2 separate regions of the Homo sapiens genome follow, and region 1 is linked to region 2. The links are chromatin contacts, found by Hi-C or POLR2A ChIA-PET in ENCODE. All regions are on one chromosome and are shown on one strand. Each heading gives the region's core, a stretch centred on a gene start or an enhancer-like site at or near the end of the contact. The rest is flanking DNA. Distances are from core to core; before and after follow the strand shown. Region 1 overlaps KCNN3 (potassium calcium-activated channel subfamily N member 3). Region 2 holds the start of CKS1B (CDC28 protein kinase regulatory subunit 1B).

Region 1 (2,994 bases), core at 279-2,778, 260 kb after region 2:
TATTTCCAGGCCCCAGGCCTGTGGACACATGCCAGTCTGCATGGCTGACAGAAATGGGGATGGTTAATCAAAAATCTGCTTAGCATGTGCTTAATAAGGAATGTTTTCTGTTGCTCTTGTTACTAATTGCTGAAGATGTCTGTGTTTGGATTAAAACTTTGTCCCCTGCCATCTGGATGCCATTGATATGTCTCAGCTCAGTCATGAGCCTGGTGATATCAGTGGTTTCCATGTCAATGGATGACAGCGTCATATGTTGAAACGTGTGATTGCAGTGCACAGTGAAGGAGCCAGCCCTGGGGAAGAGGAAGCTCTGGTTTCACACCTAAATATCTTCACTGATTTTCAGACATTGCTCTGAAATTATTTCTTTTTTGTGCCAATTACATTTACATGTACAATTGCAGTGCAAATGTTTTTGGCCATTTGGGAAAGGAGACAATGGGCTCGTTGGTACCTATAGTTCCAATCAGTGGGAAAGACATTTTCTCAAAGAAGTCTTTTAAAATCTCCAGCTGATAGGAAATCTGTTTACTCTCTGAACCCAAGCAATGTACCGTATACACGAAGTGGCAATCTCAGGCAAAGCTCGGAAGTCTGCATGTAAGGGCAGCAATGGTATATCGCTAGCTATTTTCCAAGGGGACCCCGGGACTCAAGGTCTCGCTCATGCAGCCTGTCTAAATATAGCATCAGCAACAGCAGTCAAGAGATAGTATTGAAATAATCAAGAAGGAAGAAAGAAAGAAGGAAGGAAGGAAGGAGAAAGAAAGAGAGAAAGAAAGAAAAAGAAAGAAAGAAAGGAAGAAAGAAAGAGAAAGAAAGAAAGAAAGACCCTCCAACTTCAAGCTCTGGTCTGCAGTGTCCAACACAAGATTAAGAACAGATGAATTTTAATCACCTTTTTTTTTCCTTTTTTTTTTTTTTTTTGAGATGGAGTTTCACTCTTGTTGCCAAGGCTGGAGTATGGCGTGATCTCAGCTCACAGCAACCTCTGCCTCCCAGGTTCAAGCGATTCTCTTGCCTCAGTCTCCAAAGTAGCTGGTACTACAGGCATGTGCCACCATACCTGGCTAAGTTTGTATTTTTTGTAGAGACGGGTTTCACCATGTTGTCCAGGCTGGTCTCGAACTCCTGACCTCAGGTGATCCACCCGCCTCGGCCTCCCAAAGTTCTGAGATTACAGGCGGGAGCCACCGTGCCCGGCCTTAATCATCTTTTCTAGGAGTTCCGTGATTTTGGTTAAGAAAATAGATCATTGCAAAATCGTTTCCTTATGAGGTAGACTACAGTAGCAACCACAAAAATGAACCTAAGAAAATGAACCTGATAGCAGCCTACTTTATTTATTCTTCCTTAGATCAAGAATGCTGCAGCCAATGTCCTTCGGGAAACATGGTTAATCTATAAACACACAAAGCTGCTAAAGAAGATTGACCATGCCAAAGTGAGGAAACACCAGAGGAAGTTCCTCCAAGCTATCCACCAGTGAGTATGCCAGAGCGGTTCAGCCATCAGATGACCAGACTGGGAGTGGCGGGACTCCTACAACTCTGTCAGTAGCACAGAAGAAATCCATTCTGTTCCACTCAACAAGTGGAGTGGTGAACTGGGTCTGATCACTCACTGACTGCACCAGCCACATGCCAGGAATTGGGCAGGCTGCTATGGAAGGTAAAAACTAGAGTAAGAACCTCTAAGAGCTTTCACATTCTACACACACACACACACACACACACACACACACACACCACACACCACACATCACACACACCATACACACCACACACACACACCACACACACACCACACACACACACCCCACACACACCACACACAAACACCACACACACACACCCCACACACACCTCACACAAACCACACACACACCATACACACCACACACAAACACCACACACACACCCCCCACACACCACACATCCCACACACCACACACAAACACCACACACACACACCCCACACACACCTCACACAAACCATACACACACCATACACACCACACACAAACACCACACACACACACCTCACACAAACCACACACACACCATACACACCACACACCACACACACCACATACCACACATCACACACACCATACACACCGCACACACCCCACACACACCATGCACACCACATACGACACACACACCACACACACACCACACACCACACATCACACACACCATACATACCACACACAAACACCACACACACAACCCACACACACCACATCACACACACCATACACACCACACACAAACACCACACACAAACACCACACACACACACACCCCGCACACACCACACATCACACACACCATACACACCACACACAAACACCACACACACACACACCCCGCACACACCACACATCACACACACCATGCATTGCAACTCAAATCAAAACAAACCGTGGCTGATGCTTTCTGTGATGGAGGAGTTTTTAAAAGTATAGTGGAAAAGCAAAGGATGAAAACATTCATTCTGATGGAGAGGTTTGGGGAATCCCTGAAAAGTTGAGAATAAGGCACTCAACATGGAAGGTGCAGCCCAGGCATAGAGGCAGGGAAATGATCTGGGAATAGCAAGAAACCAGTGACTGAAGGTGAGCATGCGTGGAGACAAGAGTTTGCTTTCTGGGGGGATGTGACAAGCCCCTGGAAAGTAAAAGCCTCAGTTGTTCCCCAGGTTCACGGTCCCCATGCTGGGTTCCAAAATCAGAGGCAGTGGTAGGGCTGGAGGATCTGCTGGTGGGGCTAAACCTTTGCATGGACTTGAAGGGCTTGCCTGTTACCATTCTTCCCCACAGGTTGAGGAGCGTCAAGATGGAACAGAGGAAGCTGAGTGACCAAGCCAACACTCTGGTGGACCTTTCCAAGGTGAGTGGCAGTGTCTGGAGACATCCCCTAGAACACGCAGACACTGAGTCTTCTCAGGCTCACCTGTGAGTCCTGGCTGGGTTCGCACTGGACA
Region 2 (3,413 bases), core at 264-2,763:
TCAAGAGGTGCTTCCTCCCACATACCTTTTTCTTAGAGTCTCATCTCAGGCTCTGCCCTCTAGGAAGCTTTCCCCAACATTCCCTCTTCCGTTTTTCCTCTCAGTATTTTAAGTTTCATGTTCAAGGGTACATGTGCAGGTTTGTTATATAGGTAAAATCCTGACTCGGGGGTTCGGTGTACAGGTTATTTCATCACCCAGGTACTAAGCATAGTACCCGACAGTTTTTTTTTTTCCTGAACCTCTACCTCCTCCCACCCTCCTCCCTCAAGCAGGCCCCAATGTCTGTTGTTCCCCTCTTTCTGTCCCTGTGTTTTTATCTCCGACATATAAATGAAAACACGCGTAGTTTACTACTGGTTTCGTTTTCAATGGTGGTGAAAGAGACATCACGCTGAATTGGCCCTTAGGACACTCCCCCGCCCCCAAACCAAGCCCAGGGAAGAAGACCGACCGAAAGTAAGAGGTCAGCCTCCAAGGCGGTGGCGGGGCGGGGGGCGTTCTCGAAGCGTGGGATGGGGGAGCGTCCTGGAGTTAGCAAAAGTAGGGGACTGACTTTCTAGCCCCACCTCAACCCCCGCTCACAGCTAGGAAGCCGCAGCCTTCGGGTCGCCAGTTCCCTCTCCTTAGCAAGTCTTGTGTGCTCCCATCACACCCTGTAATGGCTCCTTGCATAGCGTGTGTCACCTTTCTGGTGTCTGTCGGTACCACCCACAGATTTTTAAATTTGTGAACAGCAGAGACCATGTGTTATCCTTGCACTTTAGCAGAACACCTGAAACCTGTTAAGTATTCCGTAACTGTTCCCTTTGATATTTAAAGGGCATCTATTAGACCCATATTAAGTATTTTCTCAATGCTCCTAGCCAGTTTTATTCCATTGCAGTCCCAAGCGATCCCCTTCCTTACACAAGCCAGACAACCACGCCCCTTGTCTTTTTCACGAGTTAATAAGCAATATTCAACTCTCTCAGCGCTACTCTCCTGTTAGGGACGCCAGGAAACTTCCAGCTCCGCTTTTGCTACGTTCTCCCACTGGATTCGACAAGATTACTGTGAAACAGTCTCTACAAGGCAAGTTAAGTTTGCCCGATAAAGTTCAGAGAATGATCCAGAAAGCCTCATGGGTGAGGGTGGTCAGTACCCTAACCACGCCCACCCCTCTCTCCTCTCTACTGAGAGGCGACTCCAAATTCGCAACCACTTTGTTTTACGAGCGCCTCCCACCTCCGCGCATGCGCCTTACGCCTTCCACAATATCACACCATTGCCCGTTCGCACCTCGTACGCATGCGCCAATTCTATCGCCTCAGTTCCTGTTACTAATTCCTTGTGCCCTCAGCGGCCAAAGCTCACGACCCTCGCTATTGCTCCCGCGCCAGCACTAACCGATACTCAAACTCCTCGTCGTCGTATTTGTCCGAATAGTAAATTTGTTTGTGCGACATGATCGCTCGGTTTGCTAGCCTTCAGCCCCGCGCCGCCAACCTCCAAGCAACTCCCAACAGCACGCGCTCCCACCCACTTTGGCCTCGCTTTCAAACACGCCGCCCGCACTTCCTATTGGTCCGTTTGGCTCGAGGCGGGACACCTCTACTTTCAAGCCTCCGATTGGCTTAGATTTACTTCTCTTCGGATCCTTATTGGAGGGCAGTTCTCACGCTTCTCAAGAACGAGCGTGGGTCAAAAGTAGGCGTCTTATTGGCCACCACTGCCTTTGTGCGCGATCTCGCGCTGCCATTGGCTAACTCGGGAAAGTGGGAAGCGTGAAGGAGGGACCCTGAGGTAGAGGGTCAGGGGTTAGTGAGGCCGGAAGTGAGTGTAATAAAGTTTCTCCAGGGAGGCAGGGCCCGGGGAGAAAGTTGGAGCGGTAACCTAAGCTGGCAGTGGCGTGATCCGGCACCAAATCGGCCCGCGGTGCGGTGCGGAGACTCCATGAGGCCCTGGTGAGTCTTGACTTTTTTCTCCTTAGGTGACTCACTCTTTCACCCCGGAACCCCTCTCCCGGGACCCCACTTCCGGTCTTCATTTATAAGTCCCGCCCCTGAGACCCCTCTCCCCGGAAGTCCCACCTCCCAACTTCAGGGGGCTCCCCCGAACCCCGACTTGATTTTTATTTTTTGTCTCCGACCCCACCCTGTCGCCCAGTTTTTCTGGAAGTCCCCACCCCCCGACACGTTCCAAGCCCTACTACGAGAAACCCTTCGTTACTCCTTCCATTCTCCGAAACTCCGCCTCCTAGCAACGATCCTCGGCTAACTCCTGTCAAAAGGCCTATCTCCCAAAAGGGCAAAACCCTGCTCTTCAAAGAACGATTCGAATTTGTTGAAGCTCCGCCCCTCCGAAGCCACGCCCCCTCCGTAATCCACGTCTGACTGTCCAGAAAGCCTCCCCGCCCAGAAGTCTGAAGTTCGCGTCCTTAGGGGACCACGCCCCCTTAGGAGCTTTATCTTTGTGGGACCTGGGTCATCAGCTGAAAAGCCTTGTCGTCAATCCCTGAAACTCCACCTGCTTATATTTTCCTGTCCTTTCTCTTTTTGGGCCTTGGGATCAGTTTTCCGAGCACTCTCGTGCTCCCCCAGGTGGGAAGTCAAAGTTCCCATCTCTGGCTGTAAGGAGTGAGATTAAAGGCAGCCGTTTTCCGTTTTCCTTTCTATCTTTTTTTTTTTTTTTTTTTTTTTTAAGACGGAGTTTCGCTCTTATCGTCCAGGCTGGAGTGCAATGGTGCGATCTCGGCTCACTGCAACCTCCGCCTCCTGAGTTCAAGTGATTCTCCTGCCTCAGCCTCCTGAGTAGCTGGGATTACAGGCGCCCACCACCACGCCCGGCTAATTTTTGTATTTTTAGTAGAGACGGGGTTTCCCCATGTTGGCTAGGCTAGCCTCGAACTCCTGACCTCAGGTGCTCCACCCTTATCAGCCTCCTTAAGTGTTAGGATTACAGGCGTTAGCCACTGCGCCCGTCCCCGTTTTCCTCTTTCTTAACCTCCTCCAAGGGTAGAACTATTTGAAAGGGCTGAACGTGGGGTTTGGCACGAGAGGGAGAGAGAGACTTGCCCTCAGACTCCCAGCCTCACTTCCTGGCTTTCCCTTCCCAGGACCAACCTCATCCCAGAAGTAGCTCTAGGCCTTCCTAGACATAAGTGGATAAGACCATGGATTTGTTGGTGTGTGGCATGTGGGTGTGACATGAGCAAAAGTTTTCTACTACCAGAAGAACGGTAGTTTGGAGTGGGGGTAGATAATAGTGCTCTTTTTGTTGTTTGATTTTTTTTTTTTTAAGGGACAGTTCAGTCGCTACTTCTCTGTCTCTTCCCCTCCCCCTAACCAGAGTTCTTGTCTGGGCATTCCTCCTGGCCCCGTTTGCCCAGCCTTCCCTGCTGGAAACATTCCTGAGGCTTTCGCCATTTCCTG

What was found. A loop is a pair of places that touch in the nucleus more often than their neighbours do. ChIA-PET counts read pairs that join two places held with the same protein, here RNA polymerase II (POLR2A). Pooled maps may share reads with other maps.
Region 1: a pooled map shows a loop between it and region 2 (4-fold over the local background). The contact joins the enhancer-like site here to the promoter of CKS1B in region 2. A Hi-C loop is called at or near these places in 1 of 50 pooled maps. POLR2A ChIA-PET finds 5 or more read pairs at or near these places in 3 of 52 experiments (H1, K562 and activated CD4-positive, alpha-beta T cell).

What each region holds. Positions count from the first base shown.
Region 1 is chr1:154,713,370-154,716,363 of GRCh38, reverse strand. KCNN3 (potassium calcium-activated channel subfamily N member 3) reads left to right here. Exons shown (of 8, transcript NM_002249.6): 6 at 1,361-1,488; 7 at 2,831-2,900. Among named protein-coding and RNA genes, the nearest start is that of ADAR, 110 kb to the right of the region's middle. Within about 2 kb of position 1,528, at least 3 of the 41 ENCODE cell types and tissues checked have a DNase peak (open chromatin) inside an H3K27ac peak, as active enhancers do.
Region 2 is chr1:154,972,781-154,976,193 of GRCh38, reverse strand. It overlaps CKS1B (CDC28 protein kinase regulatory subunit 1B), which reads right to left and starts at 1,513. Exons shown (of 3, transcript NM_001826.3): 1 at 1,390-1,513. The coding sequence starts at 1,448. It overlaps MIR4258 (microRNA 4258), which reads right to left and starts at 501; the gene lies at 411-501. It also overlaps a transcript of SHC1 not described here. RefSeq lists enhancers at 1,108-1,167, 1,268-1,417, 1,868-2,017 and a silencer at 1,688-1,777.